Linked DNA regions of Homo sapiens: region 1 is linked to region 2. A link is a loop called in an ENCODE intact Hi-C map of the cell type or tissue named here. Cell type or tissue: Caco-2. All regions are shown on one strand. Links, peaks and the distances in the headings refer to the core of each region. The heading gives the core; the rest is flanking DNA.

The links. A loop is a pair of places that touch in the nucleus more often than their neighbours do. Peaks named below come from ENCODE experiments on the same cell type or tissue, not always from the same donor. Only the 100,000 strongest peaks of a DNase experiment are listed, where the experiment ranks them.
Region 1: a loop joins it to region 2, with 4 times the contacts of the local background. A loop is called at or near these places in 3 of 110 quality-filtered maps.

The regions. Positions count from the first base shown.
Region 1 is chr4:76,765,876-76,771,246 of GRCh38, reverse strand. SHROOM3 (shroom family member 3) reads right to left here. Exons shown (of 11, transcript NM_020859.4): 10 at 349-621. The region is part of intron 1 of SHROOM3-AS1 (SHROOM3 antisense RNA 1); the gene reads left to right. Among named protein-coding and RNA genes, the nearest start is that of SHROOM3-AS1, 34 kb to the left of the region's middle. In Caco-2, for the core only: no CTCF peak of the experiment used is centred there; a DNase peak (open chromatin) is centred at 3,006.
Region 2 is chr4:76,895,409-76,900,779 of GRCh38, reverse strand. SOWAHB (sosondowah ankyrin repeat domain family member B) reads left to right here and starts at 2,636. Exons shown (of 1, transcript NM_001029870.3): 1 at 2,636-5,371. The coding sequence starts at 2,931. The coding sequence ends at 5,312. RefSeq lists silencers at 2,476-2,545, 2,616-2,915, 3,176-3,285. In Caco-2, for the core only: no CTCF peak of the experiment used is centred there; DNase peaks (open chromatin) are centred at 1,699, 2,579, 3,058 and 3,602; H3K4me3 peaks cover 2,823 bases.

The DNA of each region.
Region 1 (5,371 bases), core at 280-5,279, 130 kb after region 2:
ACCATGGTGCCTGGCTAATTTTTGTATTTTTAGTAGAGACAGGGTTTCACCATGTTGGTTCACCATGTTGGCCAGGCTGGTCTTGAACTCCTGACCTCAGGTGATCCGCCTGCCTTGGGCTCCCAAAATGCTGGAATTACAGGTATGAGCCACCACGCCTGGCCAGCATTATATCTCAACACAGAAAATGCCTTCTCTGTTTCTTGGTTACCTATACATGTATTCTCTCCCTGCCCCAAAGAGATTGCCACAAATCTTCCTGAGAGAAAGGATGGCGTCTAATGGCGCCTCTCTATGTATGTGGGCTTTGAGGGAGAACTTGTTGAACTGCATCACTAGGCCACCTACCCTTTCTTCATTACTGGCATCTTCACCAAGGCCGCTAAGGACATTCTCAACACGGGCTAGACGCCCCGAGAGGGAGAGCAGCAGGTTGACCACCTTGTCCAAATCCCCTATGAACATCCTATACTTGTCAAACTCATTGGGCTTGCAGAGCTCGCTGATCAGAGCCTCCACCTCTTCTCCCAGGGCGTTGTTGAGCTTGATGTCCGTGAGCAGGCTCCCCTTCGCCTCCTGGAGGGTCTCCAGCTTGTGGGTGAGACTTCCAATGAGCTCAGCCTGAAATGACAGATAAGACCGCAAAGATCAGCCAACAGGAGGTGCCAGTGGAAGCAGAAGTCACCTCCCCCAGCCACCTTCTGTCATCTTCAAGGCTCAGCTGAATATCCTCCCCCTTCTCTATATGGAGTGTCCCCCAATATTATGCCATAATAGCCTTCTTTCCCTAAGGGTCTACCATTGCCTTTCTCTAAACCTCACACACCAACACTTGATTACACACAACCTTGTAATGTTTTCCATTGTGTCATGCTATGTACAGCTTTGTCTTCTGTTTTTTTTTTTTTTTTTTTTTTTTTTTGAGACAGAGTTTGGCTCTTGTCACCCAGGCTGGAGTACAATGGTTCAATCTCGGCTCACTGCAATCCTCTGCCTCCTGGGTTCAAGCGATTCTCCTGCCTCAGCCTCCTGAGTAGCTGGGATTACAGGTGCCCACCACCACGCCTGGCTAATTTTTGTATTTTTAGTAGAGATGGGGTTTCATCATGTTGGCCAGACTGGTCTCGAACTCCTAACCTCAAGTGATCCACCAGCCTCAGCTTCTCAAAGTGCTGGGATTATAGGCATAAGCCACTGTGCCTGGCCAATTACTCATTTTTAAAAGTCCTTTTAAGACATGTTCTCATTTGATCCTCATGACAATACTATGGGTAAGTAGGCAGGTAGAGTAAACAGTATTCTTATTTTACAAATAGGCCAAGAGTCAGAGGAATTAAGGGATTGGCCCAAGGTCTTAGAGCTGAGTTGAATATTAATTGTAGCTACCATTTGTAGAGCAGTTGATATGTGCCATACATATGGAGAAACTCTACACTGATTATGTTACTTAGTCTTCCCAGCAATCTTATAGTAGATACTGTTTTATCTACCTATAATAAGGGAGGAAACTAAGACATTGTGAGGTGAAGTGAACTCAAGTCAGCCTCACTTTAGGGGCCACCCTTGTACAATCATTAGAAATTGACAGCAAGACCTTTATCAGAAAGTCAGCCCCTTGTTCTACCTCCCCTGTCTCCAGTTACCAGAGCTGTGCAATTTGACACCTTAATCACATATTTCCATACTTATAAAACAGTGAAGCAAATACCCAATATATTTAACTGAAGGAAGGAAGTAAATGTCTTAGTGGCTTCTAGTTTGAATTCATTTATATTGTCTACTGCTTCTTTTGCACAACAGAAATTAAACTCCACGGTTTTTGTAATTAGTCTTTCATTTTTCTCTTAGCCTAAAATAGCTAGATGGAAAGAAGACAATCTTTTTTAGTTAAAACTTACTTTTTTTTTTTTACTGCTAAAAAGGCCCCAGCTCAAAAATTCTCTGTATGTACATACACACATGCATACTATATATATAATTGGTGTGTGTGTATATACACACACACGCATATAGACACATGCACACACATGCACACCCCAAACTGGCTTCAACTGGAAACTTGGTTAAATATAAAGGTTACAACTTCTATGTTGGAAGTATATGTTCATTTTAAAGGAAAAAAAAAACACACACACAAAAAAAGGAAAAACATATTTTTGACCAACAGAATTGAAAGGTACTGACAACTTTTTGTACTATTTCAGTATCAGCACCAGAGAAGGTCCATTAGGAATGTAATCACAATGACTAGGGAAATATTTATTTCTCCACAATCTGCCTATCTTGGAGTCGGACCATCAGAGGTACTTCACAAGTGAGTGAGGTTCATAATGTCCTTGAAATGTCTAAGTTCTGGCTTTAATGGTGACATCTTGTTGTTTTCTCAATCTGCCTAATCCTAGAGGCTGCAGGTGGCTAAAAAATTCACATCCAGGCTGGGCGCAGTGGCTCATGCCTGTAATCCCAGCACTTTGGGAGGCTGAGGTGGGCGGATCACCTGTGGTCAGGAGTTTGAGACAAACCTGGTCAAAATGGTGAAAGCCCATCTCTACTGAAAAAAATACAAAAATTAGCCAGGCGTGATGGTGGGCGTCTGTAATCCCCAGCTACTAGGAGGCTGAGGCAGGAGAATCGCTTGAACCTGAGAGGTGGAGTTTGCAGTGAGCCTAGATCACACCACTGTACTCCAGCCTGGGTAACAGAATGAGACTCTGTCTCAAAAATCACATCTGCTGCACCATCTCATCACAGGTTATAATCTTTGGTTTTCCTCAAGCTGTTAAAATTGCTTAATATTAATTATTTAAGTTTTCTTATCTTCACCTGGAAAAATTTCATTTTCCAAAAAAGCAATTCTGGCTGGAAGCTATGAAATTTACCTGCAAGAGAACATGTTATATACCTCCAGCAAAATGCCTGGCAGGGTGTGATGATCTTTCACTGTGATATCAGCGCATATGGAGAAAATGGCAAGGACACTGGAATGCAAAGCAGCAGGAAAAATAAACACTGCATGCTGTTGTGTCTCCCAGCATTCCTGCTGGACTGGGTTAAGACAAGTCAAATGTCATCATTCCTGTTTTTCAGACAGATAATGAGAGAGAATGTCATCTATGTGAAGTCAGCCCAGGAATTTTTAACTCGAAGGGTACATTTCCTAGGCTTTTTGCTCTAGATGTTACTGGAAGACACTTAAAGACAACTGGGTTATACCAAATTGAAAGAGATAGTTACTGGGGCAAAACATTATCACTGCACCCTCAGGAAAAGGCCTTCAGCTCATTCAAATTTCAGGCGTCCATTTCAACCTCATGTCCTGAGAAGCAGAATTTCTAGAATGTCTAGAAAATGCTTTTTAAAAACCAAATAGTGGAAAGAAACAAGGTGGTTTTTTTCAGCCTGTTTTTCATTATTTCTATTAATGACTTTTTTTGAAACTAGTATGGTGTGTTGTCATTTCTGGAAGGAACTAAAACCCTTATTAAACTATTATTTCATGTGGCCTCATTGTATTTAAAAATCCTCCTGTGGCTCTTAGAGGCTGCTTTTTTTGTTGTTTTGTTTTTTTGAGATGGAGTTTCACTCTTGTTGCCCAGGCTGGAGTGCAATGGCGTGATCTCGGCTCACTGCAAACTCTTGCCTCCTGGGTTCAAGTGATTCTCCTGCCTCAGCCTCCCGAGTAGCTGGGATTACTGGCACCCGCCACCACGCCCAGCTAATTTTGTATTTTTAGTAGAGATGGGGTTTCACCATGTTGGTCAGGCTGGTCTCGAACTCCTGACCTCAGTTATTCACCTGCCTTGGCCTCCCAAAGTGCTGGGATTACAGGTGTGAGCCACCGCGCCCAGCCAGAGGCTGGTATTTTAAAGGACATGTGTGATGCTTATCAATTTGCAAATGGGCAGAAACCAAGGATAAGTAGTTTGCTCTCACATGTGGTGGTGAGTGATGAGAGGAGAGAACTCATCCTTTCAAATTTTCTGCTGAACTCAGGTCAACAGCTCTCTCCGGCACCTAAGCAGATCAGCAACACTGCAGGGGTGGCCCTGAGGTGAGCATGGTTCAGTGGACTGGAAGGGTCAAAATAACTTGACCCAGCCAAACTGCAATCGGGCTTCAAACACAACCATCCAGTCAACCCCATCTTTCCTTCCCAGACCCTGTTTTGGTTTTCAGAGACATCAGTGCTGGGCAGAACCATAAATAAATCTGTCACAGGAGCATGTGTGTACCCCAGGCTTCACGGTGCAAGAAAGAACGGAATGAGATGAAAATGTATAGAAGTGATGCAGGGAGGCTTCTGTGGAAAGAACCTGATTTTGGAAAGTTATTAATATTTGCTGGGCTCTAATGTGATATCTCATGGCTCAGCCACAGATGCTAAGGCCAGAATTACTGAGTGGTCACGTCAGTCACTCCTGGCTGAATGTTCCTCAGTTAGGTGGCATTTGAATTTTTTAAAAGCCCTAACGAGCCCCTTAAAATATGATAATTTGAATTTTAAAATGCAGTTAAGAGGGATTTGAGAAACTGACAGCAGCAAGAGAAAGCTGGCTGTACTAAATAGCCATTTCTTTGCCAGGCAGATCTCTTCCAAAAAACCTACCAATGTCTACCAGAATAACTCACCGGGGGAGGGAGAAGAGGTGTGTTTTGTTTTAAATAACACACTAGTCTCTCAGGAGCTACTTAATTTGTGAAATCATTTATCCACTTCTCATCTGGCATAAACTGTTAGCTCACCCTGTGTGAGATGCTATTTATACGAGTTCTTCCCCCAAACATAGCTTCATAGACCCTGCCTCCCACCTCATCCTCTGCAGAAATGTCCTCTGGACCCTTCCCCACTTCCTGCCTACAGCAGGATGAACACTGGACAAGGAGGCAGGAGGCTCTGACATAACATTCGGCATCAGGCAAGTCACTTGACCTTCTGTTTCTCAGTTATCCACAGCGAGAAGAAAATAACACCTGCCGAAAACTAATAATAATGTCTAATTAATTATTCAGCTCTTTCTCTGTGCCAGACACCATTTAAGTGTTTTACTATTCAATTACTACTTGCAACAACCCGGTGAGAGAGGTATTATTATTATCCCCGTTTACCGATGAGGAAAGTGAGGAGGATAGAGGTTAACTTGTTCAAGGCCATGCAGCTGGTACGTGACAGAGCCAGGCTTAAACGCAGATCATCTGGCTTCAGACTTTCATCACTTTATTAAAATAGCTCATAAGAATACTATGAGGCTCAAATGAGGCTGGCGGAAACCACAACATATGATATTAGTTTCAAAAGAAGTCATAACAGAAATAACGAAAACCATGAGGATGAAAAGAAAAGCCTTGTTTCTTTCCACTGTTGAGTTTTTCA
Region 2 (5,371 bases), core at 187-5,186:
TGCAAGCTCCGCCTCCCGGGTTCACGCCATTCTCCTGCCTCAGCCTCCCGAGTAGCTGGGACTACAGGCGCCCGCCACCACGCCCGGCTAATTTTTTTGTATTTTTAGTAGAGATGGGGTTTCACCATGTTAGCCAGAATGGTCTCGATCTCCTGACCTCGTGATCCGCCCGCCTCAGCCTCCCAAACTGCTGGGATTACAGCTGTGAGCCACCGCGCCCAGCCCCAAAGTTAGCTCTTACTGGAAAATTGTCCTGATCCCCCAAGCTGAGCCTGAGTTCTTCCTTTATGCACCTCCCCTCAACTTCACCAGTATGTGGTGCATGTCTCTGTTAAATCACTTAGCACTCAGGTTCATGCCATTTCTCTTGTTGCTCCTTACTAAATAGAGAGAAATAGTGAATTCTCAAGTACACTTTCTTCTTTATACCCATTTCCAACAGTGTCAGGGTAATGTAGGAGCTTCATAAATATTTTTGGAAATAATGAACTGTATATGTGGGAGGCAGGAAAATTCTCCCTGAGATAATGTAAAGAGCTTTCCAATTAACCACCTCTTTATCCTGGGACAAGAGAGAGAGAGAGGAGAAGGTCTGGACACCAAAGTACCTGGGAATCCAGAAATCTAAAGCAATCAGATTTTTTTTTCTTCTTTTTGGCTCCAATCCTATTAATTCCACCCTCAACTAAAAATGATCTGATTTCAACAAACAGATGCTTTATAATCTCCCCTCACCTGGCCCTCCACTTTCTTTCACTCTAGTCTTTTTATTTCCTTTGAGTCGAAACCTCAGTCCATATTATGGCTCTCTTTTGCAGTTAGCCCCTTATTTTGTAACCAGATGTTTTAAAAAGTAGCAAAGAGGGATTCTTTCCACTTGCCATTCTAAAATGCCCACTTGAGTCTTTCATTTGGTGTTCCTCCTGCCTTAGGTATGGACTCACCTTACTCAGTCCCAACAAGACTCTATACCAGCAAATAAACTCAAAAGAAAGCTGAAATTTAATACAAAACCTTAATTTTAAAAACTATCCTAAAGGCTTGATGTTATGTAGAGACATCAGTGAAAACCACTATCCCTCTCTCAACCCAGTATTGGGTTTGGATCCTAGAAAATGCCAAAAATAGACAAAAATGTTTCCAGTTCTTTTTTTCTGACCTAGATAATGTAAAACCAAAGATTCATTCCTGGAAAAGTGCTAGGGTATTTTTGGGGATTTAAAATCAAGCTCAGTTAATGTGGTCTATAGGGCAGTCACTAAGATTGGTCCATGCTAAAACATGTCTTTGTCAACAATTGTAGGGCCAACACACATACTTTCAATACTCTTTCTTGGCGAGAAGTATAGGAACTATGAGTAATCAGAAATAGAAGAGCAAAAGGAAAAGTGAAAAGATGAGAAGAGTCCATGAGAAAAGAGAGGCAAATTACAGGGAAGGAGAAAATCGAGGTTTTTGAATGGGAAATACAGTGGACATGAGAGGATCTGAGAAACAGACATATTTCCTGTCAGTAGAGGCCGAAGGTAAACAAGGATGTCGTGTAACAGAAAGAAATGGGAAGGCCAAGTTAAAGAAAAGAATGAGAGAAGGCTTGGAACTAAAACAGGTAAAGAGATAATGACAGTGAAAACTATCTCAGGCATGTCAACAGGACTGATAAGGAACAGTGAGGGACATCCAGGATCTCACATCAAAGACAGAAGGGTCAACATGTGGAGAGAGAAAAAGGAAGAGGGATCCCAGCTGTTAGGGGGAAAAGGTGCTGTTAAAGACAGCTCTAGTCTGCATTTTGAACCTTACATTCTGAAAGGAAGCACTTCACCAAGCCAATACAAAACACTGTACAAATCTCTGCTGTTCACAAATTTTAGAGTAAATAAAAGCAAACTAATGCTACACATCAAATACCTTAACTGGCGAGACATAATTCCTAGTTCATTTTAGCCGCCGGGGGCAAGAAGCTATCAAAGTGATTTTTTTTTTCCAGCACCTTAATGTGAGACAAGTATGAAGGAAAGACAAGTATGAAAGAAAAAGTCCCAAACCAATATTGCCCAGTAGTAATTTTCAGAGTGATTTCTCTTTTCAGTATAGACTTGGATGTATTCGGACCCCTTGGAGGGGGCGCCGGAGAAGCGGCCCAGAAAGTATTTCTATATTAAGAAAAATTTAGTTTGGATGCAAAGTGAGTTTTGCGGACCTCAATACAGCCTCGAGAAATCTGAAGTACTCCTCTACAGCGTTAATAAAGAAAGATAACTCAGATTGCCTGTTAACTTGCAGCTTCTCCTCCTCCCCCATCGGCTTCAGCCTGAACTCATCAAAGCACCGGAGGACAGGAACGGACCTTCTATCGCTTTTGTTTCCTGCGTGGCGGAGACTTAGAGGAACGGCCGGTCGCCTACCTGCCTTCCACTTCCCCGGCCGCAGAGCAGTTCGCTGCCGGCTCGGTTCGCCGCCAACCTCACCTACCGGCTGGCTCTCCGGCCTGACTCTTCTGGGATGGGTGGCAGGGGGTGGGGGAGACCTCAGGGGGCGGAGGGACACGAGGAGGCGGGCCTGACCCTTCCCCCAGAGGCAGGGAGGAGGTGCCGCCAGGGCGCAGGTGAAACCGACTCGGCCCTATCCCGGGAACTTTCGCTGTGAGGACTCGTTGCGAGAGGCTAGAGTCGCGCAGGGGCGGCCTCGGAGCCGCCCTCTCTCACGCAGACTGCCGCGGGGACTCAGCCTTGGGGCCACCCGGAGGGGACCCACGGCCCTCCTGGCGCGCTCACGGGCTGCGGGCAGCGCTGGCCTCCGCGGCTGATGGGGGCGGCTAGTGCCGCCCCGGGCGCAGGTGACACTCGCCCGGCCAGGGTTTCCTCTGGCTGGGGAGAGCCCCGGGAGGGCGAGACTCAGACACCTCTGGGGCGGAGGACAAGGCAGCGATGGCCCGAGAGCTGAGCCAGGAGGCACTACTGGACTTTCTGTGCCAGGCTGGGGGCCGCGTGACCAACGCTGCCTTGCTGAGCCACTTCAAGAGCTTTCTCCGAGACCCCGACGCGTCCCCCAGCCAGCACCAGCACCGCCGCGAGCTCTTCAAGGGCTTCGTCAACTCGGTCGCCGCAGTGCGCCAGGACCCCGACGGCACCAAGTACGTGGTGCTCAAGAGGAGATACAGGGACCTTTTGGGGGAGGAGGGGCTGCAGCGACCCCGCGAGCCGCCCGCGGCCGCCCCCAGTGCAGGGGGAGCTGCGCCCTGCTCCCCGCGAGGCGCGCGCCGGGGGGAGCCGCCCCAGCAGCAGCCCAGGCGGCGGCGGCGCGAGAAGGAGCCGGAGGAGGAGCCAGCAGGTGCAGCAGCCAGAGCCGCCGACGCAGCTTGCAATGGACTCCCGGGCAGCGACTCCCGTAGGGCGCCCGGGAAGGGCGGCGGATCGAAGGGCAGTCCCGGACAGAGGCCGCCGGTGCCCGCAGCTGCAGCGGCAGGGGCCCAGGCGAGAGCGAGCTGCGCGGCGGCGAAGACGCAGGGCCGCTGCTGCTGGGAATGCCTCCAGAACAACCTGGCTGTACTGCCGGGAGAGCTCGGCGCACTCCCGCACTCGGCCACCGCGGAGGAGAAGCCGGCACGGGCTCTGCCTGCCCAGGATGACCGCGGGGCTTCCAGGGAGCGGGAAGAAGGCGCGCTAGCTGAGCCGGCGCCTGTGCCTGCAGTGGCTCACTCGCCTCCCGCCACCGTCGAGGCTGCGACAAGCAGGGCTTCCCCGCCTGCTCTCCTGCCCGGCCCCGCTCCCCGCGGAGACCGGCCGGAGCTGCTGACCCCCAGCTCCCTGCATTATTCGACCCTGCAGCAGCAGCAGCAGCGCACTCGAGAGTGGGTGGCCAGGCACCCGCAGGTGCCCGAGGCCCGTGATCAGGGCCCTATCCGCGCCTGGTCGGTGCTGCCAGACAACTTCCTCCAGCTGCCCTTGGAACCCGGCTCCACGGAGCCTAATTCAGAGCCGCCAGACCCCTGTCTTTCCTCGCACTCTCTCTTTCCTGTTGTTCCGGATGAGTCCTGGGAATCCTGGGCGGGGAACCCTTCATTGACTGTCTTTCGCAGCATTCGTTGTCAGCTGTCCCTCCAAGATCTGGATGACTTTGTGGACCAGGAGAGTGATGGCAGTGAGGAGAGCAGCAGTGGGCCCAAAGACTCCCCGGGGGCTTCTGAAGAGGGGCTGCAGGTTGTCTTGGGAACCCCAGATAGGGGGAAGCTCAGGAATCCAGCTGGGGGCCTTTCTGTATCTCGGAAGGAGGGCAGCCCCAGCCGGAGCCCTCAGGGTCTCAGAAACAGAGGGGATGGTCACATCTCTCAGCAGGTCCCTGCAGGGGCTAATGGCCTTGCAGGCCACCCCCTGAAGCCTTTGCCTTGGCCAGTTCCTAAGTTAAGGAGGTCCCTCAGGAGGAGCTCTCTGGCAGGGAGAGCCAAATTGTCCTCCTCTGATGAGGAGTACCTCGATGAGGGCTTGCTGAAAAGAAGTCGGCGCCCACCTCGATCCAGGAAGCCCTCCAAGGCAGGAACGGCACCCAGCCCAAGGGTTGATGCAGGTTTATCACTAAAACTTGCAGAGGTTAAGGCTGTTGTGGCCGAGCGGGGTTGGCGACACAGCCTGTGGGTCCCCAGTGGGGAGGGGTCTGCAGCCTTGGCCCCCCACAGAACTTCTGAGCACAAATCATCCCTGGTTCCACTAGATGCCAGGGAGCATGAGTGGATTGTGAAGCTTGCCAGTGGCTCCTGGATTCAGGTGTGGACTTTGTTCTGGGAGGACCCTCAACTGGCCTTGCACAAAGACTTTTTGACTGGGTACACTGCGTTGCACTGGATAGCCAAACATGGTGACCTCAGGGCCCTTCAGGACTTGGTGTCTGGAGCAAAGAAGGCAGGGATTGTCCTTGATGTAAACGTGAGGTCCAGTTGTGGATATACCCCGCTGCACCTTGCAGCCATTCACGGCCACCAGGGGGTCATCAAATTGCTAGTGCAAAGGTTGGCTTCTCGGGTAAATGTCAGGGACAGCAGTGGGAAGAAGCCATGGCAGTATCTAACCAGTAATACCTCTGGGGAAATATGGCAGCTGTTGGGAGCTCCTCGGGGCAAGCCCATTTTCCCTGTCTATCCCTTAGTTGGAAGTTCTTCCCCTACCAGAAAGGCCAAGAGCAAGGAAATATCTAGAAGTGTCACCCGAAAAACTTCCTTCGCTGCACTACTCAAAAGTCAGCACAACAAGTGGAAACTGGCCAACCAGTATGAGAAATTCCACAGTCCAAGGGAAAGAGAAGAGTATAGTGACTGAGGTGGGTCTCTCTGTCCAACATGCAGGCAGCACTCCCTCATCCTGCTCAGTGAGAGAAT